2 separate regions of the Mus musculus genome follow, and region 1 is linked to region 2. A link is a loop called in an ENCODE intact Hi-C map of the cell type or tissue named here. Cell type or tissue: heart. All regions are shown on one strand. Links, peaks and the distances in the headings refer to the core of each region. The heading gives the core; the rest is flanking DNA. Region 1 has its middle 20 kb from the start of Gm40104. Region 2 overlaps Phgdh (3-phosphoglycerate dehydrogenase).

Region 1 (16,296 bases), core at 8,560-11,059, 130 kb after region 2:
ATGAGTTCTTTGAGAGGACCTCTTCCAGTAAAATGAAGACCACCACCACGAAGTGGAGGTCCTCCTCCTAAAAGATCAGGACCTTCAGGACCAGTTCGTAGCAGCAGTGGAATGGGAGGAAGAGCCCCTGTGTCACGTGAAAGAGATGGTTACTGAGGCCCGCCACGAAGGGAAGGCCTTCTCGAAGAAATGTTTGTTTGTCCCCGAGAGATGATGGATATTCTACTAAAGATAGCTATTCAAGCAGAGAATATCCAAGTTCTCGAGATACACGAGATTATGCACCACCACCAAAAGATTATACTTACCGCGATTATGGTCATTCCAATTCACGAGATAACCATCCATCAAGCGGCTATAGTGACAGAGATGGATATGGTCCGGATTGTGACTATTCAGATCATCCAAGTGGAGGTTCCTACAGAGATTTGTATGAGAGTTATGGTAACTCAATGTAGTGCTCCACCTAGAAGAGGGCCCCTGCCATCTTACAGTGGAAGCAGTCACTATGATGATTACAGCAGCTTTCGTGACAGATATGGTGGAAGTCGAGACAGTTACTCAAGCAGCCAAAGTGATCTCTACTCAAGTGGTCATGATCTCGTGGGCAGCAAGAAAGAGGGCTTCCCCCTTCTATGGAAAGAGGTACCCTCCGCCACGTGATTCCTACAGCAGTTCGAGCTACGGAGCACCAAAAGGTAGTGGCCGTGGAGGAAGCCGATCTGATGGAGGGGGAGGCAGAAGCAGATACTAGGAACAAACAAAACTTTTGGACCAAAAATCCCCACTCAAAAAAACAAACAAAAACTGAAACTTAAACTGTCTGGTCATAAACTAACTACCAAGGGCTACTTAAAAGAAACATTGCATTACCTTTCTAAAATTCCCTGCTCCCTTTAATACTGTTTATGTTCTTGTGAGGGGAAAACGTAAGGCATGTTTAATTTTATTTGCTATTATGAGCTGCTTTCAACAAGCAAATGGTAGATGTGTGAGCCTTGACTTGTTGCTAGTGTTGTAATTTTCCAAGTAAAAGTGTCCCTAAAGGCCACTTCCTGATTTTTCCCAGTAAATGAGGCACGCAATCCCCAGATCTTCCACAAACTTCCAGCCATCTAGATGGCCTCTGGTCTCCACTGAGAGCTGAATCACCCTGCCTGTGCAGACAAGCTAGCGGTTAGAGAGGGTTGGTTGCATGTGCTACTTTCAGGATTTCAGGGTGTCTTCCAAACAAAATCTCAATGTTCACAGTATATATATTAAAACAATCGAACAAACCTGAGATCCAATGCTTAGAGATGTACCATTTACCCAGAAACCCTCCTCCCCCGAAAAAAAGGAAATGGATAATGGCCATATTTTGCTTTTCTGACACTTCCTTGGGACTCTACAAGAACCTCCCTCCCTGAGTAAGACCATTTAAGTGTGTGTTAAACAACTCCAAAATACTCAATAAAAAGTCTGACAAAAAGAAAAAAAGAAAAAAGAAGGTGAAAGGGAAAGAAAGCTACAGGTACATAATTCCTGATACGAGTTCTAGAGGGAAACACAAGGGAAGAAAACAGACAGTTAACAATTCCTTTAATCCCAGCACTCTCGAGGCAGAGGCAGGCAGATTTCTGACATGGAGGCCAGGCTGATCTACAAAGTGAGTTCCAGGATAGACAGAGCTATACAGAGAAACCCTGTCTCAAAAAAACAAAACAAACAAAAAAATTAACATAAAAATTAGAAAGGCATTCTGGTTTGTCTACAGATAGAAAGTATCTATCACACACACACACAAACAAACACACACAGGCACACCTTGATGAAAATGTATAGTTTTAAAGTGTACGGAAAGAGGGGAGGAGAGCTGGAGAAAAAAAGGAGAATTCTATCAACAGAGGTTAAAACAGGAACGGACACTGGGGGTGAGAGGAGAGCAGAGAGCAGGAGCCCCTTCCAGGGTCGAGCGGACTGAGGCTTACCCCAGACGGTGGCAGTGTTAAGGAGAGTCACTTACAAAAGTCGCAGGCAATGCCAAAGAAAGGCACTCGGGAGAATGAAAACAAATGACTGTGAGAAAGAGCTGCTGTTCCAGGGTCATTTTCCATGGCCCCCAAAACATTCCAAAACCATGTCAGAGGGGAGGCAAGCAGACCCAACAGGATCGCCATTTTATCATTTCAATACCCAAGAAATGATCAGTTGGCATTGTTAGCACTTATTGATGTCACTGTCTTAGAATCTGAAATGGCATGGGTGCTGTATAGAGATGACACAGGTATCTCTGGAAGATAGGGGAAGCCCAGGGCTTTTTCCACTTCTCTCACAGTCAATCCAGAATACTTTACCTGCAGTTTCTGAAATCATACATGGGATTTTCCCCCACATTTAACTAATCAGTTCTCCAATGGACCCAGTTGTCGCCCTCAATTTTGACTTAGTTCTGACACTACCTTAAGACAGCACTGGGCTTAGTATTTGAAAACTTGGTTTGCGCAGCTCTCTGCCCCGCCCCCCACTTCCTATGCCAAGTGCAAACAAAAGCTGGGAGCTCAGCTTCTGACCTATGGTTACAGCTGGGGTTCCTACAACCCGCTCCTTGGCTTTGATTAAATTGCTAGAGCAGAACTCAGGAAAACACCCTCTCTTTATTGGTTTATTGGGCTATTAATAAAGGGCATGACATAAGAAGCACAGCTAGATGAAATCCAGCAGGGATAAGGTATGGGGAGGGTGTCTGCAGTTTCTGTACCATCCGCTCCATGAGCACCACCCTCCAGGATGTTCCACGTGTTCAACTATCTAGGAGTTCACACAAACTCTGCCCTTTAGGGTTTTATGGTGGCTTCATTATGCAGACTGATTAAGTAATTGGCTATCTGTGAACAACCAACCCTTCTGCCTCTTTTATGACAGTCATGAGTGATATAGATGTTCCACTTGTGGCTGAGCACCCCCACACACACTGACCTATATTCTCTATACTTTGATCAATTGAGAGTTTCTACCTTAACCACTATCTACTGCACTATGAAACCTCTCTGATGAGATCACTATCTACTGCACTCATCTATCAGTATTGGGATATGAATTTAGAGAGGAGTTTGATAGTATACCAATTTACCAGAGTAACAGTAGTAATGGCACCCTGTGGGCTCCACAGCCATAGGTTCTTGGCCAGATTTACAGTACTAGACTGGCGTTTCCTTCCATGGAGTGGGCCTCAAACCCAACCGGAAAGTGGTGGGCTACACCTAAAACACTCATGTCACTACTGCACTCATGGGCATATCTTGCCTTGCCCAACATTATTGCAAGTCACAGGGTCACAGCTGAGTGAGACTGGGGATTACTTTTTTTTTCCAGCAGCCTCCAAAAACACCGTCCAGTGTGATGAAAGCTAACCAACAGGGAGGACTCTTCCTAGTCAGGACATGAGTTCTCCATGTCTTGTGAAAAGGAAAAGGGAAATAATAAGGGTGGAGGTTTTCAAGTGAGAAAAGATATGATCATAGGGCAAAAAGAGGGCTGTGAAGAGGAATAACAAATATGAAGAAATAGCCATACAAAAATCCATTATAATATACATATCTACATACATGATACACACACACATATGTATATATCCACACATGTATATATGTATACACACACACTCACACATACGCAGTGGCTTGAATGAGAATGGTTCCCATAGGCTCATAGGTTCAAATGCTTAGTTCCCTGCTGATGAAACTACTTGGTAAGGATTAAGAGGTGTGGTTTTATTGGAGGAGGTGTATCAGTTGGGTCAGGCTTTGAGATTTCAGAAGCCCATGCCATTTCCAATTAGTTCTCTCCCCCATCCCTCTTCTTCTTTGTCTGCCTCCTTCTTGAAGATCAGATGTAAACTCTTAACTACTCCAGCGCCATGCCTGCCTGTCTCCTGCCTTGCTTCCTGCCATGATGGTCATGGACTTTTACCCGAGGTAACCATGAGCCTCGAACTAAATGTTTTCTTTAATAAGTTGCCTTGCTCATGGTGCTTCTTCACAGCAATGAAAAAGTAACTAACACACACACAAACCTATTATAAGATACCTACCTTTTATTATTATAATTATATATATAATTATTATAAGATACCTACCTATCTACCTATGAGTTGAGTTGATGTTACCATTCACCGGGAATAATACTGCTTCAAGAACCTGCAGTTTGGAAAATAAAAGGACAGTACAAGGCATAGGATACAACTTCATTGAGTAACTGATCAGATGTATTTGGAGACTCTTCAAATAGTACAAACCATTTTTGTTGCCCTAGAATTTGTATGTCCCTAGAATTTGATAAGACCATTGCTGAAGACACATTTTGGTCTTATCAAATTCTAGGGACATTTGCATTTTGGTCACAGAACTTGAATCTTGTTTCTTTCTTTTTTTTTTAAGTTTTAAAAAATTGTATTTTATGTATATGAGTATTTTCTTTGCATGTACATATGGGCACCCTGTATAGTGCCTGCAATAGTCCGAAGAGGGCATTGGTTTCTCTGAAGCTGGAGTTACAGATGGTTATGAGCTACTATAAGAGTGCCAGGAACTGAATTTGGGTCCTCTGCAAGTTAGTGAATGCTCTTAACTGCTGAGCTATCTCTCCAGCCCTAGATCTTAGGGGTTTTGTTTGTTTGTTTGCTGTGTTGTGTTTGTTTGTTTGTTTGTTTGTTTTAATATATGCAGCTAGGGTCTCTGGAGGTACAAATGTATGCAGGATACAAAAATAGAAGAAATAGAAAGGCACTTATAAAGGGGAAGAAAGAGGTCTAAAGGAGAGGAACGGAGGACAAGAGAAAGTGACAAAGTCTAGCTGTCATGAATGGAGGGGGAGGGATGGAGGCATCAAGAGAGGGAGGGAGGCAGAGAAAAAAATAAAACAGTATTTATTTGTATGCTTACCAAAAAGTTATTTTTAAAGTACATTAAAATTAGAGAAAATCAAATATAAGCCAGAAGGGAAGCACTTAAAAAGGCCCTGTATTCTCTAATATCACAGGGAGAACAGGGTAGCAGTGCAAATAACAGGGCTTCTGAGATTAAAAGTTGCCTTTGTGATGGGAAAGAGGGGAACAAAAGACAGTTTATTTCTAAGAGAGTGGGGGTGTAGTTCAGTGCAAGAACATTTGCTTAGAGGTGCTTTGATCCTCAGCACAGTGTGTGTGTGTGTGTGTGTGTGTGTGTGTGTGTGTGTGTGTGCGCGCGCGCACAGAGAGAGAGGAATTGAAATTCTATTTCTAAGAGAGTAACAGAGGAGGAGTAGCAGGTGCCACATGGCCGTTGACAGGGAACCAGAGGAGCACAACAGAGAAGCTATACAGTGAGACCTGGAAAACCGTCTCCAACCATGGCTTCCAGGCCAGAGAGGCGAAGCCATAGCCGTGAGCTAAGCCAGATGGCGTTGGTTAAACAAACCTAACCCCAAAGGACAAGCTCCCAGTTGTGGCACACTTAAATCGAGTGTGGGGACTCAATGACAGTTACTCCTCCCAATACTGCAGGCTCTCTCACATGTCAGAATGCTACAGCCAGCCACCTTGAGGTGGGGGCTATTGTTTGAGACTGAATTTTTTTGGAGACCTGAAATCAAGAGACAGCCACAAGTCAGGGAATCTGGGGATAACATGTCACAATGTTTGGGCAGGAACCTCTGACTGCATCACATTAGCTGATGGCATAGAAGAGGAAACAGGCAATATGTGTCTTTTTATGTCTGGCTTCGTTTTGCTTATTTTTCAGGTTCCGTCCATTTTCCCGTGAATGCTGTGATTTCAGTGTGCACATGAACCTGTGTCCTGCTTCCTCTCTCCATCCTTCTCTTGACCCACCTCCGGGTTGGTTCCATGTCTTGGCCACTGTGAACAGTGTATTAATACAAGCCAATGCATAGGTATCTCTTTAGAACACGTGCTTAGGAGCCTTTGGGAGTATTCTTGGGAGAAGTCTAGTGGGGTCAGGTGGTAGTTAGCTTTTGGGGGTTTTTAAGAACATACACATGGAGTTGCACAGTGGCTGCACTGCTTTAATTTCTGGCAGTGACTGAAGGTCTTGCCCCTCATCATTGCTGGCCTTTGTTGTCACTGATTGTCTTGATGTCAGCCATTCTGACCAGGATGAGATGGAGTGTTGAAGCAGTTTTAAAGGGTTTTTTTTTCCCTCCCTCCTGGTGACTAAAGGCACTGAGTACCTTAAAAAAAATATTGGTTGAGTGTTTGTATTTATTCCTGTGGGAATAGCGTTTTCAATTCATCAGTCTACATACCGACTGGATGGTTTGGATTTGGGTATTTAATTGGGGGAGGGGGATCTTTATGGTTCAAAGTATTAATTTCCTGTCAAGAGAGATCTGCCTGGCTCGGGCTGCAGGCACTACCCAGTAGTCATTGCTAGAAACCTCGTACAAGCCTTATGACACAGAACAGAAACATAAAATCACAAAAATGCAAGATGTTTCATTAATAAGATTGCTAGTGTGCTAATTGATCAATGAATATAGTTGAACTTATTGCTAAAAGAGACAAAAATACTGTTTATAACTCCATCTGTCATTTCTCTGTCAGAATTTAGTGGGCAGGAGGGTTGCCATAGTTCTTAGCCAGCCTGGATGATATAGCAAGTACCAGGCCAGCCAGGCATACATACAACAATACATGAATATACTCTAATAACTGTGTGTATGCATACTCAAACCAGGCTTTCCAGGTCCTCTCTTCCACAGCCTCAGGCAAAGGCTCTCTCAGCAGCTGTATCCTTCTGATGGTCACTTCTGCCCATTTGTGTTGGTGGTTCAGAAATGGTCAGACTAATGCCAAGCTGTCTACACAAGTTTCTTGTTCAAATTCTGGGGAGGCAGTGTTAGGATCTCTGGGTCCAGGGATCATTTTAGGGCCAAAAGACTTTTCAGAACCTTAACAAACATGATCAGAACCCTGATTCAGGGCTTTGATTCCCACTGCTGCCTAGCAAAAAATGTTTGCATCATAACCCCTCAAATCTATGAAGCTCTGAAGAATTTTATACCTGGCATTGTTGTAAATCATTTGCTTCTCACAAAAATCCTGTGAGACAAGAAGTGTTAGGCTGAAGAGATGGCTCAGTAATTAAGAGAGCTTTCTGCTCTTCCAGAGGACCTGAATTCAGTTCCCAGCACCCACTTTAGGCAGCTCACAACTGTCTGTAAACAGTTTCCAGAGGATCCAAAGGTTTCTGCTGATCTCTGAGGACAACCATCGGTAACATCACACACACACTCACACACACACACACACACAATTAAAACAAGTATTTTTATAGATAGAGAAAACGAAGCATAGAAAAGTAGATCAATCTGAATCAATAGATGGTATAAGGAAACTAATCAATATGAACCAGTGGATGATACATAAGGACTGATTCAGGATACCACACTGCCTTTGGAGTAGAATCTGTGCTGAGAATATCTTATATTCAGATTCCTGTATACTCACTGATAAACTTCCTGATTTCCAGAACCGAATTCTTACACAAATGTGCAGGCCATGTCTGAGCCTGAACCTAAAGTGTTTGATTTCCTTGAACTAGTTTCCTCTCCATCACTGTTTACATCAGAAAATGTCTTTCATTCTACTTAGTTCTATTTTGAAACTTTGAAGATAATTTTGACTGTTTTTTTCATACATTCTCTGTACTTCTCTATTGAAGATTTTTAATCCAACAATATGGCTGCTCTGGGAAGAGATTACACCCAAAGACCTTCTAGGTCTATGGAATCTGACCAGAATGCAGACACACTCTGCATTATAAGGTGATCTGGCTAGAATACAGACATGCCCTTGTTACATAATCCCTAACAATGAAGGTAAAGTTAGTTTATAGAATAAAGCAGCCATGTTTGAAAGTAATATCTAGTTGAGGGGCAGACAAAGTGACAAATCAGAGAAAGATTTCACAGAATGAATCAGAAAGAAAATATGCCCAACTCTCATGAGAACAGACAGGAAAGAGAGACTACTTAAGAGAGCAGTGAGGAGGGGGCAGTGAGAGAGAGTTTGTTTTACAGAGACAAGCTAACAGGTGAACACAGAATGAGCCAGAGAAAGAGAATGAGCCAGAAGATTAGAACAGATCACCAGAGTTAGTTTGGGCCAGAACATCTGAATTGAACCAGCCAGCCAGAGTTCTAAAAGAGCAGAAAGGGTGAGTTTATTCAGTAGTGAGTTTCTGATGTGACAATTCCATCTGGCAAATAAAAGTTACTTTTATCAAACCTTTAAGAATTTATCTAATACTAATGTCTCGAGTCCATTTCAAATTATGGGTGACATCTGTATGGTAATAAAAACTTCAGAGTCTTTAAAACATAGAGATAAACTAGAGATTTTAACTTCCTATTGAAAATTATTTCAGAGCATAATACCACTTCTACCCAGCCCTTCACCCATGTATAGTCCTTTTTACAGAAAGAGAAACTTCACATGTCTACGTGGCCTATGTTTAGGTTAACATCACACAAGGAATAATCTTTTGAGGACAAACCTGTGAGAGACAACTGCTGTTCTATGAGAAAGTTCCATGTAATGACTTCAGTATTCAGTGTTTCTGATATCAGAAGAGAGATATCTGATGTCATCACAAAATCTATTCTTGGTGCCCCACACATTATTATTATTATTACCATTATCACTATGGAAGTGCCTCCTTGTCTGTGATAACAGAAGCAGCAAAGTTGAGGCTCTGAGGAAAGTGAAGATACTTTAAATGCTCTTTTCAGAAAAAAAAAAAATGCTAAGGTGGGTGTGGTGGTACCGTCCTTTAATCCCAGCACTTGGAATGCAGAAGCAGGGGGATCTCTGTGAGTTTGAGACCAGCCTGGTCTACAAAGGACAGCCAGGGCTCTGTTACACAGAGAAATTCTGTCTTGAACACACACACACACACACACACACACACACACAAATTGCTCACTCCCAGAAATGTTTTGAGAGGACTATGAGATTTTAGAGCAGGCTAGTTGAATCAAGTTCTGTCCTTTCAGGGAGCCAGTTCCCAAACACAGGACAGGTGGCTCTTTATCCTAATGCCCAGTTTTCAATGATGAGACCATAAGACACATAAAGAAACAGGAAGAAATGCCTCCATTCAGAGGACCAAAATCAAGCTGTGGGAAACCAACCCTGAAGAGACCCAGATCCCTGGATTACTGTAGATGCCAGTAAGCTAAAGGACTGCACAGAAACCTAAATGCAATTAGAAAAATGGCCTGCAAACCAAATGAGAACACAGTTTTGTTTTGTTTTGTTTTGTTTTGTTTTGTTTTGTTTTGTTTTGTTTTGTTTCTTCTTTAAATACACATAGTGACTCCCAAAGTCTGTGTAGAAGGCTTGGTCCTTGTGTAGAAGGGATGGTAGCCAGACCTACTGAAAGGTCCTTTGCCATGGGAAGCTGTGCCTTTAAGGGATCCTGCTGCTGATCCTGTGGAGCCTGCAGTTCATGGTGTGAGGTGGGTTGCTACAGAGTCAGTTTCCTGGATAAAGGGGTCTTGTTGTAACAGCACCCAGGCCTTAAAATATGACTGCCAAAATCCCAGCTAGATGAGTAAACGAGTTTATCATGAGTTGCTCACAAAGTAGTGAGCAACTGCAGGGTCTGGGAAGGGGAACTGCATTCATCCGCAGTCACCAGTACTCTGCCTACCTACCAAAAGCCTGTTTGGCAAGGCTGTCTGCTGCAGAATGAATGCAAATCTAGGCATAGGGCGCCACCTATTGTTAACACGCCAGCAGCCACTAGGCTCACCAATCAAGTGATGGGCCCATCCTTGCTCACAGTCAGACCACCGAGAATGGTCTTATTTTGCAGCAGTTCGGCATGCCAAACAGCGAACTGGAAACTCTTTGCAAGAAGGACTTACTCTGTCTATGCTTTGGAAGAGTCTCAGCACTACCTTTGCTCTAATATTGGTCCCTAGTGATGCTGTCTGGTACCCTCACAGGAGACCCAAAATGAAGGGGCTTCTTCATCACAGACTGGAACTTGCAGAAACATAAAGTAAATGATCTATTTCTCTAAACTGTATCAAGCATTTCATCGCAATAGAAAGCCAACTAATGTATGGACACAGGCCAGGGTAAATATTATGAACAAAGGAAAGAGGTTTAAATTACTGTGCTGAAAAATTCAATTACCAGGTTAAAAATTAGCTAGGTGGTTGTTGAATTAATCTAGTTTACATTGCTATAGCAAAATAACCAAAGCTGGGACCTTACAAAGATAGGAGGTTTGTTTACCTCACAATTTGAGAGGATGGAAAGCCAAACAGCATGAAAACGCTCCAGTGAGGGACCCCTTGACTGAACCACACAGCAGATGGCATCACCCAGGAAGGGTAAAGAAACAAGAAACAGTAGACCCTGAAACAGGAAGCCAGTGTACAAAGAAGGGCCTTTGATGACTCTCGCTGAGTCCCACCACATAAAAGTCTCGGTGCCTCTTCCACATCATACCCAAGACAGAATTGAAGTGGAAATCTCTGGTTACTTTAGACTCAGTTGTGTGATGTTTCTGGAAACTGTCTTATGAGAGGATGCTTTGCTGAGAGCAGACAGGTGGTGTTTTTCAGGAAGCTGCTAGGGGTCAGGGGGAGGCACATGAGGTGTGGCTAGAGTGGATGCTTGAGAGGACATGTGATATTTGGAAAGGATACAAGTATAACCCAGCGGACACTGGACAATGAATGCTGTGGCATTGGTTCACCTTGCTACGCTTTGCTAGTCTTCGTTGGGCTTTGCTGACACTGGTCTTCACTGACGACACTTCATGGTATTGGCTCACCTTGTCTTCTTTGGTGAGCATTGTTTATTGTGACTTCCATAGGAAAAAAAAGGTGCCAAAGCACTTCTTGGGATATTCCAGCAGCTTCTTGCTACTTCTGCAGACTCGGGACAATTGGAAGAGCCTCTGGCTTTCTTCTGGATCCAACTGTGAGCTGAACTGCTGATATCCTGACAACAAAGATCAGAATCGCCCCAAAGAACCATTTCTAAACAGGTTCACTTCCCCGTGTCCTAATAACCTTTCTTTTCCATTACTTCTGGTGGGTGATAGGCTAAAACGGAGGTTGAAGCATTTAAGAACCTGTATTAAAGTAGGTTTTCTAAACCTACACAGAATCCCAGCACATTCACCTTTCAAAGGACAGCCCATGCCCAAGCCATAGTGTTCTTTCTCTGGCCCCTCGGGTCCATATCTCAATGCAAATATGTTTATTTCATCATCTTAGCCCCAACACTTTGTAGAACTACTCAAGGGTTCCCATCCAAAATTTTGTCTCAGACATGATGCAAACTCAGATGTGAGTGGTTGTAAAACAAAAACCAAATGCCTGCCTCTTCGATTCATGATGGGGCAGAGATAGGATGAACATTCATGTCTCGAAGGGGAGAAATAGGGAGGGAAATGGGAAAAGACGATTCAGAGCAAGACAGAAACCCAGCAGGAAACCATTAAAATTCAAGCCCGAAGCTCTGTGTTCTGTGCACGTGGGACTGGAGGGGACCCCATGCCTTAGGTTATGACACTCTAAGGCCCTGCTGCTTACACTGTTGCTCTCTTTGACTGCATTCTGACATTGGTGGCTTTCAGAAGTACATGCTGCTGGCCATTCTGCCTTTCTGGGATACTCAAATATGGTCCATTCTTATAGCTTAACTCAGTATAGCTCACTATAGTGAGAGGTCCCTGCAGGGATTATGACCATCAAGCATACTTTTGCCTGCCCATTCAGTCTTTAGGTTGAAACCTCAGTGGAAGCCACCATGAACCCACAACTCTTGCATTCTGTACACCAAGAAGACCCTCACCATATGCCGGCATGTCAGCTACCCCAGCCTGCTTGAACAATGGTCAGAATGGCCACAGAGCCCTTTCCCTTGGAAGACAGAGGGATAGGTTCCAACACAGATCAAAATAGAGTTCTAGGGCCTTCTTTGAAACAACTCCAGCCTGCCAGAGCTCCAGGCCTGTCATGGAAGCAGTAGCCTCAGAGATTCTAATATACCCTCAGATCTCCTTCCTGCTGTCCTGGCACAAAGCGACTGGTGCCCTTTGTCCTTGCCAGTCTCCTTAGAAGACGGGCACTCTGCCATGCTGCTTTGTTTTCTGACACACACTTTTCTGTTTTCCTTGGCTAGGCTGAGATTTTTCCAAAGCCTTTTGCTATGCTTTCCTTTGCTCTCAAATCATGCTAAATTCAGCCAAAACCATCCACAGCCCATTGCATAATGTTGTTTTGGAATTTCTGCCAGCAGAAACCTTAGTCCATCACTTCAGTCCAGACGTCTATGGAGTGGTAAGGGCGCAAATCACTATTTCTTTGTGGTGGTATAACAAGGGAGCCATTTTCTCCAATCGAATTCATATTCCTAATAGCATTCATATTTCTGAGACCAGTTTCTTAGTCCTCCCTGGAGTTACCTGCAAGGGCTCTGCATTGTAAGAGTCTTGGTCTTTTTCTCCTTTTCTCCACCACACTTCTCTAACATTTTCCAGCTGCCAGTTACAAAACCAATTACAGTAAGAACATTGAGGAACCAGGGAGCAGTTTGGGACCAGAGAACACAAGGAATAAGGCAATAGTGTGGGACCAGAGAATGCTGAATAAGCAGGTCTCTGACTCCAAGAGTCCCAGAAGACCAAGGCTGCAGAGAGCAATGGCTCCCAATCTCTCCTCTGTTACTCACTACCACATGGAACCCAGCAGAACCAGATGGATCTCACAGAACGTCACCTTTCAACTCAACCCAGCTGGGCCAGCAACTCAGCTCATAAGTAATTTTTTTGTCTCTTATTTTACCTCCTACTTGTGTCTCACTGTGGTTTGACTTTTGTTTGTCTATTGCTCAGTTGGGTTTTGTGTTTTTCTACTCAGTGCCCTGTAAGGTAATATTTACTATTCTCTTTAGCCACACCTCCCCAATTGACTCCTCCCCTTCCTAAGCCTTTTTATCTCTCTTTTAGCCTCATCTCCTCCTCCTTTTGCTTCTTAAACAGAAACTCCCACAGCTCTAAGTCTCTAACTAAGATCTGCAGACCCGAACAGTATCCTACCTCTCCCCTTAGCAACTTTACCTACCTTGATTTTTAATTTTTTTCCCGCAAGGTTATCTAATGATTAATCCTTAACCTTACCCACTTCACTGCTAATCCTATGAACTAAAATCCAAGTATATTTCATACTATCCTTCTTTTTTTACTCTTCTACGTTGTTTTAATTTTTTACTATTTTAAATGTGTGTGTGTGTGTGTGTGTGTGTGTGTGTGTGTGTGTGTGTGTGTGTACAGAGGCCAAATACCCCTGGAACTTCAGTTACTGGCAATTGTGAACCACCTGATATAGGTGCTGGGAATCAAATTCAGATCCTTTGGAAGAGCAATACATGTTCTTAATCACCAAGCCATCTCTCTAGCTTTCTCCAACAGCTTTGAAACCCAAGGGGCTACTGTTATTAATTGGTTAGTACTCCAGGTGCTTAGCGGTAGTGTCAGATAGCTGTGGCTGCTGTCCCCATTAAAATTCTACTCATTAATACAGAACTTAGAGCAGGCACCCAGGGCTCTGGGTCTGAGTAATTCTCTTCTGAACTACACACTCAACACTACTACATCCAAGTGTCTCATAAACATTATAAATACTTCAACAGAAAGATTATAAATGATTAAAAAAAAACCTTTAGCCATCCCAGCACATGCTGGATGTCATGAACGAGGATAAAAAAGAGAGAGAAAAGACAGGAAGTTAAGTGGGTAGGAACTAAGGGAAGGGAGAATCTAGGAGGAACTCTGGGAGGGGTGACTATGATCAAAGCACGTACAGAATTCTCAAGAATTATTAAAAATGCGTTTTTAAAACACCTCAAAATAAAAACAAGCCAAGCAAAGAAGTAACATGAGATGTATAAATTACAATGAAATAATATAATAAAAATGAAAAAAACAAAAGCAGCATATTCCTTCAAAAACTACTAATCCTATAGCAGTGGCCCCTAACGAGAGTGAACTGGAGGGACGTGGTTTCCCAATTTTCTGAGAAACAGCCATATTGGTTTTCAAAGTGGTTGTACCAGTTTGCACTCCCACCAGCAATGGAGGAGTGTTTCCCCTGCTCCACATCCTCGCCCAGCGTGTGCTGTCACTTGTGTTTTTGATTTGCATTTCTCAGATGACTAAGGATGCTGAACATTTCTTTAGTCTTTCTGGGCCATATGAGATTCATCTGTTGAGAATTCTGTTTAGATTTGTATTCTATTTTTAAAATTGGATCATTTGATTTGTTGATATCTAGTTTCTTGGATTCTTTATATATTTTGGATATTAGCCCTCTGTCAGATGTAGAGTTGATTCCTGGTATTTTCTTGATTTTATCCTTTTTTTTTTCTTGCTTCCTCTTATATTTAGCTATTACTCCAACATCATTTGTTCTTTCCTGTGGCCTTATAGATAGGTTTGTTTTTCTCTTTAGTTTAATTTGTAGGGTTACTTCAAGGATTGTTTGAGGAGCTAGCTTAAAGGACATGAATTCTTTAGTCTATTTTGTCATGGGAAGTTCAGATCTTTCAGGTATGCTCTTAAATTGCTAGTATAAGATCTCTCCATTTTCTTTCTGAGGGGCACTTAGTGCTAAGAACTTTCCTCTTAGCACATCTTTCATGTGTCTGACAAGTTGTCCATTCATTTTTGTTACATTCTAAAAAAAAAAAAAAACAACTTTTAGAGCTTTAGTTTGGTACAGGATGAAAGATCTGTTTGCATTCTTCCACACACCAATATCCAGTTAGACCAGCATCATTTGTTAAAGATGCTTTGTCTTTTCCACTGAATAGTTTTGGCTTCTTTATAAAAAATCAGATGTCCATAGGTGTGCGATTTACACGTGGACTTTGATTTGATTCCATTGACTGACCTGCCATTTTTATGCCAATACCATGCAGTTGTGTTGCCATAGCTCTGGAATAAAGCTTGAAATCAGGAATGGTGACACCTCTGGAAGTTCTTTTCTTGTACAAGATTTTTTAGCTATCCTGGGTTTTTCATTTTTCCATATAAAGTTGAGTATTGTTCCTTCAAGGTCTGTAAGAATGGTGTTGGAATTTTGATGGGGATTGTCTTGAATCTGTAGATTGTTTGGGTAAAATGGCCATTCTTACTGTGTTAATTCTACTGATCCATAAGCCTGGGAGATTGTTCTATCTTCTGATATCTTCTTCATTTTTTTTCTTCAAAGACTTGAAGTTCTTGTCATACAAGTCTTTTACTTGTTTGGTTAAAATTTCCCCAAGATTTTTTATATTATTTGTGGCTGTTGTAAATGGCATTGTTTCCTTGATTTCTTTCTCAACCCATTTGTCATTTGTATATAAGTACACAGTAGCTGTCTTCAGACACACCACAAGAGGGCATCAGATCCCAATACAGATGGTTGTAAGCCACCATGTGGTTGCTGGGAATTGAACTCGGGACCTCTAGAAGAGTGATCAGTGCTCTTAACCACTGAGTCATCTCTCCAGCTACTGATTTTTGTTGTTGTTGTTGTTGTTAATCTTATATCCAACCACTTCGTGGAAGGTGCTTACCAGCTATAATTCTCTGATAGAATTTGGGGGGTTGCTTATGTATACTATCACATCATATGCAAATAATGATACTTTGACTTCTTTCTTTCCACTTTGTAGCCCTTTGCTCTCCTTTAATTGTCTTATTGTTCCAACTAGAACTTCAAGTATGGTACTAAATAGATGTAGAGAGAGTGGACAGCCGTGTCTTATTCCTGATTTTAGTGGAATTGTTTTTGAGTTTCTCTCCATTTGATGCTGGCTATTGGCTTGCTATAATTTGCCTTTATTATATTTAGTTAAGTCCCTTGTATCCCCAATCTAAGACATTCATCATGAAGGGATGTTTGATTTTGTCAGACATTTTCAGCATCTAATTAGATGATCATGTGGTTTATTTTCTTTCAGTTTGTTTATATGGTAGATTACATTGATAGATTTTTGTATGTTGAACCACCCCTGCATTTTTGGGATGAAGTGTACTTGATCATGGTAGATGATTGTTTTTAATGTGTTCTTGGATTTGGTTTTTTGTATTGGTATGCATGAGGGAATTTGGTATGTAATTCTCTTTATTATTGAGTTTTTGTATAGTTCAGGTGTAAGGGTAACTGTGATCTCAAAAAATGAATTCATCAATGTTTCTTCCATTTCTATTTTGTGAAATAATTTGAGGAGTATTGGCATTAGCT
Region 2 (16,296 bases), core at 4,971-7,470:
GAGAGAGGCTCAGTGTGTGTGTGTGTGTGTGTGTGTGTGTAAGATGGAGGAGGTGGGTGTGCTAGGCATTCTTTACATCATGTCCTCAGTCAGAACTCACCCCGCTTTCTCTGTGAACCTTCCCTGTTAGTTGGCCCCTTGCTTAGTCTGGGGAATACCAGATGCCCCCACATTCTGGCCCTAATCCTTCCTGGGGGCTTGCTTCCTCTTTCAATGCTTTCTGAATCATTGGAGCTGTGCCTCAGGGTTTTTTTTTTTTTTTTTCTACTTATGATTGTGTTTGTTTGGTTGATTGGTTTTGGTTTGGTTTGGTGTTTTTGTGAGGCAGGGTCTCACTATGTAGCCCTGGCCTCAGACCCAGCTCTACCTCCTGAGTGCTGGAGTTAAAAGTGTGCCCTGTCACACTCACTGTCCACACCTTATACGACATAACAGGTCTATTAACTTGTTAAAGCTGAATTCTAAGTTCCCTGAAGACTGAAAGGCTGTCTAAGTTTCTCTGCAGCCTCTGTGAATGACCACCAAGCAAGTACTTAATACTCTGCAAAAATCGGTGGATCCAACTGGATGTGCGAGAGGACCCATGGCCTTTCTAACTGACTCACAGCCTGGAAATAGTCACTAGCTGGATTCCGCGCAGCCCTCCTTCCTCCATTTAGACAGCTCAGTTCTCTGTCTCAAGACAGTCAGGATGCCATTTGGTCTGTGGTGATTAGCCTCTTTGAGAGCCACTTGTGGTGTAAGAGCCTACAGAGCCTGTGGTGACCGTATGGCATTGACCTGTTTGTCCTCCGTCCTCTGCACACTGTATTGGCTCCCTGAGACCAGAGCACATTTTCCTGTTCATCTGGCCTCCCAGTGAGTTTTTGAGCAGGTGACCTTGATTGGGCTCCTGGCTGAGTTGTCCAACCAGAGAATGGAAGCCTAAATGAAACAGCCCCTCTCCTGCCTCAGCTGATGCCCTGCTAATGAACGTCCCACATTTTGGGCAATCTGACAGAGGACCTGCTCAGCTTTTTCAAAGGCAGGCTTCTGCCCCCTCCTTGCGATCCCTTTGAGGTAGCCACCTGCCCTGAGGTGGTGGTGAGATCCCATGACTTTCTGACAGGAACTTCTTCACACAAACTCCATGGAGTACAAAGACAGAGTGTTACCATCTTACATAAACTATGAAATCTCTCAGTCACCATAAACATTAGCAAGTTGAACGAACCACCCCAAGCTACTGATAGTCTTTGGAAAGAGATGTTTTTATTACAAGAGGACATCTCTCCCTAATTATGCCTGCATCTTCTCCAGTTCTCTGACCATAGCACAGACGAGCATTAGGACCAGTTTGGTTTCCAGAGGCGCCTGACTCTACCCTGGCATCTTCCTATTTATTTTCAAGTCTGACCACTGCACATCCTTTTATCTTTGTCATGGACCGACAGTCAGCGAGCACATCCCCAGGTTGGGCTCTGTGGGCCCCGCTCACTGGACAACAATGAGATGTGCTGCGGCTTCTGAGCTGAGCACATCTGCTCTGTCTGAGCCCTCTTCCTCCTCCTCGTCCTCTGACTTTCCTTCCTTCCTCTCCTGCAGTTTTTACAAGTAGCGCTAAAGTCGTGTCTAATGATAACTGAAAGCAAGAATAGAAGCATTGTTTTTTTTTCTCATCTCATAGCCACTTATTTGATTTTCTTCATCAAACCCGAGTTCTTGTACGTTTGCCAGTGGGGCGGGGGTTTGGCTTGTGTTTAGAGATGGGGTTTTACTCTGAATCTACAGCTGGCCCGGGACACAGAGAGAACCTCCTCCCTTGGCCTTCTTACTGCTAGAGATCATACGCAGGAGCCACCAAACCCAGATTTAAAGCCCAGGTTCCTAGTTAAACTCCTTCTTGGATGGATTCTTTCTAAGGAGCCGCAAAGAAATTGTTAACACCTGGCTGGAAGCCAGAGCATCTGTAACCACAAAAAGGAGTAGGAATTTTACCTCAGAACAAAGAAGCTCTGTTATTAGAGGTCCCTGGGAGTGGGTGGGGGGAGGTGTGTGCCTTGAGACTCTATACTTGGGATGTCCAGGGATGTTCTACTTGTCCCTAGATGCTCAATTTCCCAGCATGCCTCAGCATCTTGGCACTGGTGAATGTTTGAAGCATAATACAGTATAATCAGACCTGCCTGAATGTGTTTATAAGTCATGGCAACTGAGCATAGTGTTCAGCGACAAATGTGAGCAGTCACTTAAAATAATCAAAATAGATAATAAAATGAGCCCGATGTAGATGTGGTGGCTCACTCCTGTAATCCTAGCACTCAGGAGTTAGGTAAGGCTGGAGTTTCACCAGGCTAGACTATGAAGTGAGATCCTGTCTCAAAACGGAAACCGGCAAATTCGATCACCATCCCCGAGATGCACCATTCCGCCCCCCCACCATCAGTGACTTCCATGTTTTACTGTGCTGTCCCCTCTCTGTCACACAAGAAGCCAACCTCTCACAGAGAGAGCCAGTACCAATGCTGCTCAATGAAGGTAGCCAGGCTTCTTACCCCTGTTCTGGCCATGTAGCGTGGTTGAAACTTTCTGTGTCCTCTTAGGGCTATTTAGTACTTCTCACCTACAGGGACAAGTCCCTGTTCCCTGCTTGATGGTTGGTGGTCATCATCATCCACAACCTTAGTTGCCTATCCATGCCAAGCTGACCCTTGGCCACACAACACTGGTTCAGCTGTTCATTCGAGCAAGTGTGCCCTGATTTAATCCTCATCTCTCTGCAGGTGAACGCCCAGGCCCTCACCAGTGCCTTCTCTCCACACACCAAGCCTTGGATTGGTCTGGCAGAAGCAATGGGCACGCTGATGCACGCCTGGGCTGGCTCCCCTAAAGGGACCATCCAGGTGGTTACACAAGGTGAGCAGAGGTCTGGTCAGGTCCACAGCAGGAGCTAGGGGCACTGCCTAGGGACAGGGAAGTGGGGATGTGGACTTATCTCTGCTGGGTATGCCCAATGCTCATGGCAGATCTAGTGGCAGATTCAGGGGACTTGGATCCTGCTCTGGGTGTAACTCACCCACTATGGAGGTGGACAAAGGAAGTGTGTAAGTGGGATACAAATTCCCTGGGAAAACTTATTTAATTGTCACAGATAACAGTTATGCAATGTTTTTAGGATATGCATGTTTTCCATGCAAGAGAGACCAGGGAGTTTCTCTTTTCTTTCTTTTTTTAAAAAAAGATTTATTTATTTATTTATTTATTTATTTATTTATTTATTATATGTAAATACACTCCAGACGAGGGTGTCAGATCTTGCTAGGGATGGTTGTAAACCATCATGTGGTTGCTGGGATTTGAACTCAGGACCTCTGGAAGAGCAGTCAGTGCTCCTAACCACTGAACCCTGTCACCAGCCCAACCAGATAGTTTCATGTTAAAAGACATTGGGATCTGTAGAGAGATTTTAAATTATGCAACAAAATTGTTTGGGTCTGATTATGAACCTGTAGTTGCATGCAACTCTGCTTTCTTCTTGGTAGTGGGTCCACCATTCTGCAGATGGAGTCCGGTGGTCCCTTCTTCCTGTACAAGGCTGTCTTACCCTGTCACCTATTTGGCACCTGACTCTTGGGGAGAAAATGTGAAGTTGGGCAGGACAGTTAAATCCCAAACACTGGAATTACCAGGGACAGGCACAGCCAGGGGTACCATGTCCACTGGCCTGAGTACCCAGACCCTGAAGAAGCATGCCAGGGGGCTGAGGGCATGCAGTTACTTCAGTGTTTGCAAGGGTCTCGAGTTCCAGCCACTGGTGGCATCACAAGTTTTCAAGTATCTTCTGGGAAGACAGGCAGGCCATGGAGGCCTGCCATGAGTTGGACTGCATTTTGGAGGGGAGTGCCTCCAATTGGTTAAAGCTTCTTAGGTTTCTGGCCTTGGAACCAGATCTGTCCCAGCTGGCTTTCAGCACTTGGAAGCAGTCGCAGTGCCCAGTGCAGGGTGCAGTTGGGGTTCCCAGGCCAACAAGGGCCTTGTAGCTGAGGGTTAAGTGCCTGTGGCTCCCTTCCCCCTCCTGTGGTACCCAGTAAACAATGATCTTCAGGGCAACCTTCTGTGTCCCCAGGAACATCTCTGAAGAATGCTGGGACCTGCCTGAGCCCTGCAGTCATTGTCGGCCTTCTGAGAGAAGCATCTAAGCAGGCAGACGTGAACTTGGTGAACGCTAAGCTACTGGTGAAAGAGGCTGGCCTCAATGTGCGCCCCGTCGTTACTCTGAGCACTGCTCTGCCATCCCTTTTTTTTTTTTTTTTTTTTTTAAATTTGTTTCTTTGAGACATTCTCACAGAACCCAGGTTGTCCTTGAACTCCTGATCCTCCTGCTATTAACTCCCCAGTGCCAGGATTATAGGCACATGCCCCTGAGCCTCGCTTCACCCCTCATCTTAGAAGCCTGTTCACAGTTTCACTTGGGCTTGCTTCTTGCCATTCACCCTGTCTACTGATGAGAGCTAGTCTTAATTACTTCATCTGTAAAGGGAAAAAGCATATGTCTGAGCATTTCGAAGTGAGCTCATACTCACAAAAATACTGTATGTATAGTGCAAAAATGCTCTGAAGCAGGCAGGGGTGGGGGGGTCCTTCCTCCCTTTATGGGGCATATTGACTGTCCCAATAAGCTAATGTCTGGGGGCATAATGCTCATGCCATTTGTCCCTAGCCCCAAATCACCGAACTAGTGAGCCAGGACTGAACTGGTGGGCCAGGCTAGATCTCTCTCTCTCTTTCTCTCTCTCTCTCTCTCTCTCTCTCTCTCTCACACACACACACACACACACACACAGAGAGAGAGAGAGAGAGAAAGAGAGAGAGATACACATGGGTAATTAGGCTGTGTCTCTGTCTTCTCTCTACAGGTCACCACCTCCCACAACCCTGGGGTTCCAGGGGAGCAGGGTAGCGGGGAATGCCTCCTGACTGTGGCCCTGGCAGGTGCTCCCTACCAAGCCGTGGGCTTGGTCCAGGGCACCACACCAATGCTGCAGATGCTCAACGGAGCTGTCTTCAGACCAGAGGTGCCACTACGCAGGGGCCAACCCCTGCTCGTATTCCGGGCTCAGCCCTCCGACCCTGGGATGCTGCCCACTATGATTGGTGAGAAGGCTTTTTGTCAGGGAGGCTGGCCAGGCTTCTGAAGTAGAGATGGGGGGGGGGGGGGGGAATCCCTAGAATTGGGCCCTGGCCCTGGAGAGATGCTTCCTCTGGGCCTTTTTCTGCCTCAGGCATGTCTATATGTCCCTCACAGAGGGTTCCTGAACTGTTTCTACAGCGGGGAAGTGGCTTATCTGAGATCACAGCGGTATGGGCAGAGTGCCTGCTACTATCCCCGGCCATGGCACAAGTTTGCCATGTACACACACAGTCTGTGTCCCAGGAGTCCTTTATGGACTGCCTTTCTATAGATCCTAGTGGCCAGCTTAGCCACAGCAAAGTGTGTCAGAGTACCTCTTCTGTGGTGTGGCCCCAGTCTCCCCTGAGACCTGGGCTGCCGAAGGTTCTGGGTCTTGGCAGAGGGTGTGTCCCCAGACTTTGGGAGGTAGGGGGAGTCATCTTATCCCACTTGTCAGCTGCCCAGAGGGAGGTTCTCTGCTTCTCCTGCTGTCCTCCCTCCACCTCACCTGATGCTCAGGCAGTGCTGAGAGAGTCCCGTAGCAGAAGAAATTCACCTGTCCTGCCATTTAAGCTCCCTCCCCCTCCTTCCCTCTCCATCCCCCATGCATCGTTGGCCATGGAAGCCTGCTCTGGGCCCTGCCCTCTCACCCCTTCCCTCAACCTAACCAGGGCTTTCCTTTCCTTCCTCCCAGGCCTCCTGGCAGAGGCGGGTGTACAGCTGCTGTCCTACCAAACCTCCATGGTGTCTGACGGAGAGCCCTGGCACGTCATGGGCCTGTCCTCCCTGCTGCCCAGCCTGGAAACATGGAAGCAGCATGTATTGGAGGCTTTCCAGTTCTGCTTCTGACCCTGGGGTTCAGCACTCTCAGCCCCACAGGCTCTTCTGAAGAAACCCGCTCAACTGTGACCTATAGGGAGAGGGGATCGCAGAACCAGGGCATCTGCCTGAACTAATACCTAGTAAAGAATTCTTAACTCCACATGGTGTCTGTGTGATCATTATCCAGAAAGGCCAGCAGAGGGCGCCCACAGGCCGCCTCTCTAGGTTTTGGCAGCTGACCAGCAGGGTATATAGAGGAAGGTTAGGGTCTTCTGGATGTGGCTAAACACACAGGTCATATGCTGCAGCGGTGTAGAGATTCCGGGTCTGGGGAGGAGGAAGTAGTTTGAAGGTCATGTGGGAGAGTATGGGGGCATTTCTTTGCAGTAGTGGCCCTTGGCCAATCACAACCTCCCACAAACTGAAAAGGCAGAATTCACGACCACCACCCCCTCCCCCATTGGAAGATCTCAAACCTGAGGTATCACTCATTCTAAGGAATGCCCTCCAGTTAGCTGCACTTGATCTAGAGCTAGTTTTATAACTGAATAATGACTTGCTTTTGAAGAATTCAAAGTGGCTACCTCCTGCACCTGCTGAGGTCCAGCCTCAGCATGAGGAGAGTCCTGAGAAAGCTGGGAATGGGGACGGTGCTGATTCAATAATGACTCCGAGTCAGTATTAGATGCAAGCTGCTGGTTCAGGTACTCTCTCTGTTCCCTGACGATTCTCAGTACTCTTTATTCTTCAACTTCAGCTTAATTGTAATACCCAGAGAGAGACTGAAGACAGCCTTTTATTTACTAAGGCTACATCCTCAAGGCTTTGGTCACTGTTAATAATTATCAAGAATTCTTAGATTTACATCAACTCTGAGTCTGGATCAATAGTCCCAGCCCCCATTTCCTTAGAGCAGAACTGAGCACAAAGCAAGCACACATTTCCTTATAGGTTTACACAGCCTGTTCTTCACAGGTAGCTGGGCAGAGCTCTTCCAAGTTTCATTACAGCAGACAGTAGTCTTTAGTAACTGCTTCCATGTAAGAATAGAAAAGTGACAAACTACTAAAATTAAAATGATTCCTTACAAAGTTTTGAATTTATGTAAGTAGAAAAATTAAACAGTGCTCTCTAATATCCTTCCAGGCATTGTCATCTCCAATTCTTCAATCAGCTAGAAAAACAACACTAACTTTTTATATGCTTCCACATCATCTCTTAATTCTCTAATCTTCATTTCCTTTTATAAAAAGATTTATGACACCAGAAGAGGGCATCGGACCCCATTACAAATGGTTGTGAGCCACTATGTGGTTTCTGGGAATTGAACTCAGGACCTCTGGAAGAGCGGTCAGTGCTCTTAACCACTGAGCCATCTCTCCAGGCCCCTAGTCTCCATTTCCTTATCCTAGCAATTCCATAGCCTCATGTACTCTCCTTCTAACACTATTTATTCCTAAATTATGTATAAATTCCTACTTTTTCTATCCATACCCTTTTTTTCCTGATTTCACTCTAACTCTCTATCCTTGAAGTCTCCAAGTTCATCCTGGCTAATCAATGCAGCAGTCATTGAACTGGAGAGTACGTGTTCTTCTTCATGATTCCAAATTCAAGGCCAAGTCTGGCAATGAACCACTTCTACAAAGGACCATATAGGCTTTTATGGCCTCTGTGGTTATATTGTCTAGATCCTTTCCCATGGCCCTAAAGGCCAAGTGGAGGGCCTGTTCCTCGCCCTCCATAACCTCATGACCATCTCCATTCCTCATTACTGAGTACTGCATCTATTTCATTTACTATGCCATGATTAGCTCTGAGTAATGGGGGGAAGTCTATTCTTCAGAGAGAAAGACTGAAAGTGAGTAGTAAAGACAGAAGATCAACTTTGGGCAACAGCAACCATCAGCACATGTTGGAGGGCATGGGATTAATGGCCTGGTGATGCTCCAGGGTCAGGAATTGTGTCACACCTTCCCTTACACAGCTATGCCAGACCCAGCACCAGCAGTCTTGTGGGCATGGCTAAAGACTATAAAGATTCTCCTAGGGGATCTTCTAGGGAAGAAGTCATTTGAGCAGAGGATGTTGGTGTCTGGGGAATCACTTTGGGTTGACTTTATGAAGTGAAGAAAGGTGTTTGCCCCCAATCAGTGCCATTTCTGATATTCTACCTTGTGACATCCAATCCCTGAAACTTGTAGAGTGGAGTTTCACTCTCAAGTATATCGGCAGTGAGTCGGGGTAAATGTTGGAATGGCATTATAGAACTGGCCTTAAATGCTAACTCCTGGACAGTCAGTTTGAATGAAGAGTATCCCAGAGTAGCCAAAGGAAAACCTCCTCAGGCCTTATATAAAGGCTGATGAGGAAAAGAGCAAGAGACGTGTGTGTGTGTGTGTGTGTGTGTGTGTGTGTGTGTGTCTGTGTGTGTCTGTGTGTGTCTGTGTGTGTGTGTGTGTGTGTGTGTGTGTGTGTGTGTGATGGCGTGAGGGTGGTTAGGTACTGACAGCCAGTGTGTTCTGCTTATGAGTTGAGGTTTGTCCTTCAGCTGCTGTGTGGTGACAACAATCATTCACTCAGCCAGCACCTTGACACAATTTTGAAATGCATTTTATTGAGGGATAGAACACATTCATGCCAAAGTGCACAGGTGGCTTCTTGGGGACAGGTGGCTGAACTTGATTTCTTATAGTAGAAACAGTGACCCCAAGTTTGGTAACAAGAGGACACTTTCAGGAATGGGTTATCTCTTTACCATGGGGGTCCCAGGGATGGAACTCAGGTTGTCAAGGTTAGTAGCAGGTGCCTTAACTCCCTGGGCCATCTTCCCAGTTCCACAGTGTTACTTTGAGATCATCCCCTAGTTGAATCCATGTGACTTCTGGTAGAGGAATACCAGGGCCCAACAATGGGACACAGAAAGGGGGGGCTGTCAAGACCCTGCAGAGAGCTCTTCGTGGGTTCTGTGTCCCTGTCTTGAACCAGGGGGACACTGGCTTCTCTTTCGTGTAGACAGACATGGCTGCAGTGACCTAAGAAGGGAGCACGGTCCTGCAAGAAGTTCTGGAAAGATCGAGGGTCTCATGTGCATGGAGGGGCTGAGGAGGGGCTAGGGCTGGATTAGCTGCTCAGCCTGGGCCTCGCCCGGCTTTACTGCTGGTGGTGGGACATGGCCGTCACCGCATTTCATGTGTGTGTTTGAGGCTCCTCGGCCAGCTGGCTTCCCTCAAGGTTCAACAGAACCTCTGTCCAGAGCTTTTTCTAAAAGACAATGGAAGACTAGAACCCCTTGTCCTTCCTATCCCTCCCCTGCCCTCTTTTCTCCCCTTTGCTTGTGCCCAATGCTCACATTCCTAAAACATTGCTGTTTTATGAGGACTCTGTGTTCTCTTTACCCAAAGAAGAGAGGATTCTACTTCTGCGTCATCCTTTTGAGTTTGTTTCTGTTGTTGTTGTTGCTTTTCAAGACTGTTTCTCTTTATAGCCTTGGATGTCCTGGAACTTGCTCTGTAGACCAAGTTCACATGTATCAGCCTTGAACTCAGCCCTGCCTCGGCTTCCCAAGTGCTGAGATTTCAGTTCTGCATGATCATGCCTGGCCAACCTTATGGATTTTGCTTTGCCTTTAGTCTCGGTAACTAATACTGGCCACCTATGTCAAGGGGAGTTATCTACTGAGTACCTGCTGGCTCCATCTGGATATGGTGTCTGTAGGACAGAGAAGTAAGCAGTGGGTGTTCTGTGCCACTGTCTTTATTTGCCTTGTATCTGCCACACTCCTTTGCAGAACTGGCCAGACTTGTGGAGAATTAATTAATGGGGTGGTGACGTAAGTGTTCAGTCCTCTGAGTAAGTAGGTCTTGCCTTCTAGAAAATACAAGTAATTTCTTCTCTCTTTTTAATTGCCACATATTATTTTAGAACAAGATACAAAATTTAGAAACTTTAAGAAACAAGCATAAACTATAATAGCCCAGAGTCTGAGAATAAGCTGTAACAAATGGCTGCTCTGCCGGGCTGTGGGGAAAGATCTGCATCCCTGCAGGTCAGCGGCTCCCCTTTCTTTCATCTCCCTCTTCACAGGGGAGCTCTGGTCCACAGCAGCATGAGCCTGTGGCGCTGATTGTGTCAGGGAGAGACACCCAGGATTCACAGAGGGAGGCCGTTCACCACAGAGCAGATCCTATGAGGCTGCTGTGTCTAGTCCCTATTTACTGCTGTGGGTGGGATTTTAAGCAGATGCTGTTTGGGTAGCAGCTCGGCTCACCTTCTTTCCCCGGGGAATTGTTGCATGGATCTGTAAAGAGGGGAAACAGACTCAATCATCCCTTGCTCTGGGGTCTCCAGGACCCCAGGTTTTGCTCCTCCTCGGAGGCATAGATATGCATATAAGCCCCCCTGTTCTATGAGATCTGGGTACCCTCACTGCCTTCCCAGCTCCGAGTCTCCATGCCTGGGGAACCTATTATCCAGTGTTACAGGAGCCAAGACTGGGAAGGAGACAGGCGGGACCCTGTCACATGCTCTGCTGGCGGTTAGAGAGCCAAGCGGGCTGGCTGAACAGTGGCTCCATAGAGGACTGTCTCATCAACCTAAACACTCCATGTCACCTTCAGCCTTGGCACTCTAGATTCCCTGAGAACAGCTCAAGAAAAAAAAGCTCCTGTTCCCTCTTTGTGGCAAGGTGCTGGTCCGGCTCTTAGGGAAAAAAAAAGTCTGGAACTAGAAATCATCTTTCAAAAAATCTACTTTCTCTCTTGTTTGCTTGCTTGCTTGCTTGCTTGCTTGCTTGCTTGCTTGCTTGCTTGCTTGCTTTTGTTAAGACAGGGTCTCCCTCTGTACTCCTGGCTAATCTAGAAATATGTTACCCAGGCTGACCTCAAATGTGATGCCCCTGCCTCGGCTTTCTAAGTATTGTGAATACAGGTATGAGCTATCACCCAACCTCTGCATTATTATCTCTCTGCATCCCGTGACTCACCTAGCTCAATGGATTTAAAGGCCTCTTCTTTGCCTCTAACCTACCCCTAAGAACCATATTTCAAGCAACTCTCCTCGGAGGACCGCTGACCCAGACCTTCTCACTCTCATCCGGAATCCTTGGCTGGTCAACTCTCATTGCTTTGCCTTGTGCCTAACATCTTGGCTCTAGCACATGAGCAGCCTCACTAAAGGGGCCAGGTAGCTGAGACTGTTCCATTGGTCGGGGACAGTGGTCAATGCCCTGCCCTGTACTCTGTCTGTGCCTCTCCTTTGTTTGTAGACATCTTTCCTTCCTTTCCTTGCCCTGTCTCGGCTATACCTTTTTGTCCTTCCTCATTCATTTAGCATGGGGACTCTACTGAGATTTGGGGACTGTAAAAGAACTTCCTGAACTTCCTGTGCTTCTCTATTGGGTACATGTGCCACAACAGACATCCATGCTCAGGAATTACAAGCTTGCACTCTTGAACCCTTGACTTTCCTTAAAGAAATGCCATAAGGTGTTGGGAGCCGCGCCCACATTCGCCGTTACAAGATGGCGCTGACAGCTGTGTTCTAAGTGGTAAACAAATAATCTGCGCATATGCCGAGGGTGGTTCTCCACTCCATGTGCTCTGCCTTCCCCGTGACGTCAACTCGGCCGATGGGCTGCAGCCAATCAGGGAGTGACACGTCCTAGGCGAAATATAACTCTCCTAAAAAAGGGACGGGGTTTCGTTTTCTCTCTCTCTTGTTTCTTGCACTCGGGCTCCTGAAGATGTAAGCAATAAAGCTTTGCCGCAGAAGATTCTGGTCTGTTGCGTCTTTCCTGGCCGGTCGTGAGAACGCGTTTAATAACAATTGGTGCCGAATTCCGGGACGAGAAAAAACTCGGGACTGGCGCAAGGAAGATCCCTCATTCCAGAACCAGAACTGCGGGTCGCGGTAATAAAGGTTCCCGTAAAGCAGACTGTTAAGAAGGATTCAACTACATGAATTCAGAACTTTTCAGCTGGGGAACGGCGGTAACCCGTAAGTATAGCTTTACGAGGTACGCCTGGCCTTGAACTTTCTAAGGAAATTCAAGACAGTCTATCAGAAGTAAAGTGGAAAATGTTTGGCCTTGAATTTTTTCTAATGTTAGAAGCCCTTTTGTTCCTTTTCACATGTTATCAAGTGGTTAAGGCAGGGCAGATTCTGGATGAAGTTCAGGACAATCTATCAGAAGTAAAGCGGGGAGAGAGAGTAGGAGCAAAGAGAAAATATGGTACACAAAATAAGCATACAGGCCTTTCCACGGGTCTTGAACCTGAGGAAAAGTTTAGGTCAGGTAAGAATACCTGGGGAGAGATTAGAAGGAAGGAGAAGGAAAAAGAAAAGAAAAAAGATCAATTAGCGGAGGTCTCTAGGAGAAGGAGCCTATACTCATCACTAGGTGAGCTCAAGGAGCCAGTTCTTAATAGTTCTGAATCAGATGAAAAGGCTATTAGGGCCTGGAAGGCGCTCTCCCGAGCAGGTGAAGCCACTGGACAATAATGACAGAGGCAGGCTCTTGCAGCCTACAAGGTCTTATTGTCCACCCTAGAGTTGTAGATCAAGATTATAAAGGGGAACTTCAGGTTCTCTGTTCTTGTCCTCAAGTTGTCTTTTCTATATCACAAAGAGACAGAATAGCTCAACTAATAATTTTGCCAAGCCTACATGGCTGTTTTTTCTTCCTCTGATATTCCTAGAGCTGCCAAAGGGATTGGTTCTACTAGAAATGATTCTGATTACTTAATAATGCCTTTAGATTGTTGTCAAATTTTATCTACTCACGTAGGGGTAAACCCTCGTGGCGTCAGGCCATTACAGGTCTGACAAATGGATGTCACGCATATTTCCTCCTTTGAGAGAAATCAATATTTACATGTTTAGAAGAAACCCACTTAAAAATGGGATTGTGGTATATACTGATGGATCAAAAACTGGCATAGGTGCCTATGTGGCTAATGGTAAAGTGGTATCCAAACAATATAATGAAAATTCACCTCAAGTGGTAGAATGTTTAGTGGTTTTAGAAGTTTTAAAAACCTTTTTAGAACCCCTTAATATTGTGTCAGATTCCTGTTATGTGGTTAATGCAGTAAATCTTTTAGAAGTGGCTGGAGTGATTAAGCCTTCCAGTAGAGTTGCCAATATTTTTCAGCAAATACAATTAGTTTTGTTATCTAGAAGATTTCCTGTTTATATTACTCATGTTAGAGCCCATTCAGGCCTACCTGGCCCCATGGCTCTGGGAAATGATTTGGCAGATAAGGCCACTAAAGTGGTGGCTGCTGCCCTATCATCCCCGGTAGAGGCTGCAAGAAATTTTCATAACAATTTTCATGTGACGGCTGAAACATTACGCAGTCGTTTCTCCTTGACAAGAAAAGAAGCCCGTGACATTGTTACTCAATGTCAAAGCTGCTGTGAGTTCTTGCCAGTTCCTCATGTGGGAATTAACCCACGCGGTATTCGACCTCTACAGGTCTGGCAAATGGATGTTACACATGTTTCTTCCTTTGGAAAACTTCAATATCTCCATGTGTCCATTGACACATGTTCTGGCATCATGTTTGCTTCTCCGTTAACCGGAGAAAAGGCCTCACATGTGATTCAACATTGTCTTGAGGCATGGAGTGCTTGGGGGAAACCCAGACTCCTTAAGACTGATAATGGACCAGCTTATACGTCTCAAAAATTCCAACAGTTCTGCCGTCAGATGGACGTAACCCACCTGACTGGACTTCCATACAACCCTCAAGGACAGGGTATTGTTGAGCGTGCGCATCGCACCCTCAAAGCCTATCTTATAAAACAGAAGAGGGGAACTTTTGAGGAGACTGTACCCCGAGCACCAAGAGTGTCTGTGTCTTTGGCACTCTTTACACTCAATTTTTTAAATATTGATGCTCATGGCCATACTGCGGCTGAACGTCATTGTACAGAGCCAGATAGGCCCAATGAGATGGTTAAATGGAAAAATGTCCTTGATAATAAATGGTATGGCCCGGATCCTATTTTGATAAGATCCAGGGGAGCTATCTGTGTTTTCCCACAGAATGAAGACAACCCATTTTGGATACCAGAAAGACTCACCCGAAAAATCCAGACTGACCAAGGGAATACTGATGTCCCTCGTCTTGGTGATGTCCAGGGCGTCAATAATAAAAAGAGAGCAGCGTTGGGGGATAATGTCGACATTTCCACTCCCAATGACGGTGATGTATAATGCTCAAGTATTCTCTTGCTTTTTTACCACTAACTAGGAACTGGGTTTAGCCTTAATTCAGACAGCCTTGGCTCTGTCTGGACAGGTCCAGACGACTGACACCATTAACACTTTGTCAGCCTCAGTGACTACAGTCATAGATAAACAGGCCTCAGCTAATGTCAAGATACAGAGAGGTCTCATGCTGGTTAATCAACTCATAGATCTTGTCCAGATACAACTAGATGTATTATGACAAATAACTCAGCAGGGTTGTGAACAAAAGTTTCCGGGATTGTGTGTTATTTCCATTCAGTATGTTAAATTTACTAGGGCAGCTAAATTGTCAAAAAGTCTTTTTCAGTATATGTTACAGAATTGGATGGCTGAATTTGAACAGATCCTTCGGGAATTGAGACTTCAGGTCAACTCCACGCGCTTGGACCTGTCGCTGACCAAAGGATTACCCAATTGGATCTCCTCAGCATTTTCCTTCTTTAAAAAATGGGTGGGATTAATATTATTTGGAGATACACTTTGCTGTGGATTAGTGTTGCTTCTTTGATTGGTCTGTAAGCTTAAGGCCTAAACTAGGAGAGACAAGGTGGTTATTGCCCAGGCGCTTGCAGGACTAGAACATGGAGCTCCCCCTGATATATGGTTATCTATGCTTAGGCAATAGGTCGCTGGCCACTCAGCTCTTACATCTCACGAGGCTAGACTCATTGCACGGGATAGAGTGAGTGTGCTTCAGCAGCCCGAGAGAGTTGCACGGCTAAGCACTGCAATGGAAAGGCTCTGCGGCATATATGAGCCTATTCTAGGGAGACATGTCATCTTTCATGAAGGTTCAGTGTCCTAGTTCCCTTCCCCCAGGCAAAACGACACGGGAGCAGGTCAGGGTTGCTCTGGGTAAAAGCCTGTGAGCCTAAGAGCTAATCCTGTACATGGCTCCTTTACCTACACACTGGGGATTTGACCTCTATCTCCACTCTCATTAATATGGGTGGCCTATTTGCTCTTATTAAAAGGAAAGGGGGAGATGTTGGGAGCCGCGCCCACATTCGCCGTTACAAGATGGCGCTGACAGCTGTGTTCTAAGTGGTAAACAAATAATCTGCGCATATGCCGAGGGTGGTTCTCCACTCCATGTGCTCTGCCTTCCCCGTGACGTCAACTCGGCCGATGGGCTGCAGCCAATCAGGGAGTGACACGTCCTAGGCGAAATATAACTCTCCTAAAAAAGGGACGGGGTTTCGTTTTCTCTCTCTCTTGTTTCTTGCACTCGGGCTCCTGAAGATGTAAGCAATAAAGCTTTGCCGCAGAAGATTCTGGTCTGTTGCGTCTTTCCTGGCCGGTCGTGAGAACGCGTCTAATAACAATAAGGAACCCTTCCCGTCTCCCATCCCCAAGTCCTCTCTTCTCTCCCTACCCTCATCCTGACTAATTTCCCAAGCTTCACTGCCTCTCTCCAAGAGGAATTTTGTGACATGGGAATTGTCACATGGCCTCTGCCCACCCTAAAGCTCTCTCTAGCCTAGGCACTCAAACCACCCAGCTCCCAATATGTCACAGTTTCTGTTGCTGTCTGCTTTCTCTTGTTGGTTCAGATTTAGCTTCCCTCAAGCTTCTAGGGGACTTAAATACACAAAGAAGTCTGACTTTCACAGTCCAGCTCTCCAAGATACTCTCCCCAACTCCTGCTTTGGAGCTTATAATTTGTAACTTTTCCTCATGAGCATTTTCTAAGTTATGGCCTCATCTGATGTGATTATAGACTCAGAACTGCATCTGCTACTCAGAGGAAGACCCCAGGCCTTTGTACCCCAACCCAATTCTACAAATTCACTCGCCTCCATTAGACGGGACACCGGGCATACTTCCTGCGATGCATCTCATCCACTCGTTCAAGGTACCAAGTACCTGGGAAGAGATTGCTTGTGTCTCCAGGTGGAGAGAAGTTCACTGTGGGACAAAGGAAAACAAGCAGTACTTACTAAGAGTGATATGGGCGTGCAATGGAAGAGCACAGTAATAAGAATGCCTACAGACTCAAGTAAAGCACTCCAGCTGCACTGCCTGGGGTTGTAAATTACCTGTGATATACTGTATAGGACCATATAGA

Evidence for each region. A loop is a pair of places that touch in the nucleus more often than their neighbours do. Peaks named below come from ENCODE experiments on the same cell type or tissue, not always from the same donor. Only the 100,000 strongest peaks of a DNase experiment are listed, where the experiment ranks them.
Region 1: a loop joins it to region 2, with 3 times the contacts of the local background. A loop is called at or near these places in 14 of 42 quality-filtered maps.

Annotation. Positions count from the first base shown.
Region 1 is chr3:98,174,421-98,190,716 of GRCm38, reverse strand. It overlaps the pseudogene Gm9771. Among named protein-coding and RNA genes, the nearest start is that of Gm40104, 20 kb to the left of the region's middle. In heart, for the core only: a CTCF peak has its summit at 9,773 (motif pointing left); no DNase peak of the experiment used is centred there.
Region 2 is chr3:98,303,005-98,319,300 of GRCm38, reverse strand. Phgdh (3-phosphoglycerate dehydrogenase) reads left to right here. Exons shown (of 12, transcript NM_016966.3): 9 at 2,763-2,895; 10 at 4,106-4,236; 11 at 4,896-5,133; 12 at 5,844-6,130. The coding sequence ends at 5,998. Hmgcs2 (3-hydroxy-3-methylglutaryl-Coenzyme A synthase 2) reads right to left here. Exons shown (of 10, transcript NM_008256.4): 9 at 16,025-16,136; 10 at 8,563-10,271. The coding sequence ends at 16,030. Among named protein-coding and RNA genes, the nearest start is that of Phgdh, 29 kb to the left of the region's middle. In heart, for the core only: a CTCF peak has its summit at 6,169 (motif pointing right); no DNase peak of the experiment used is centred there.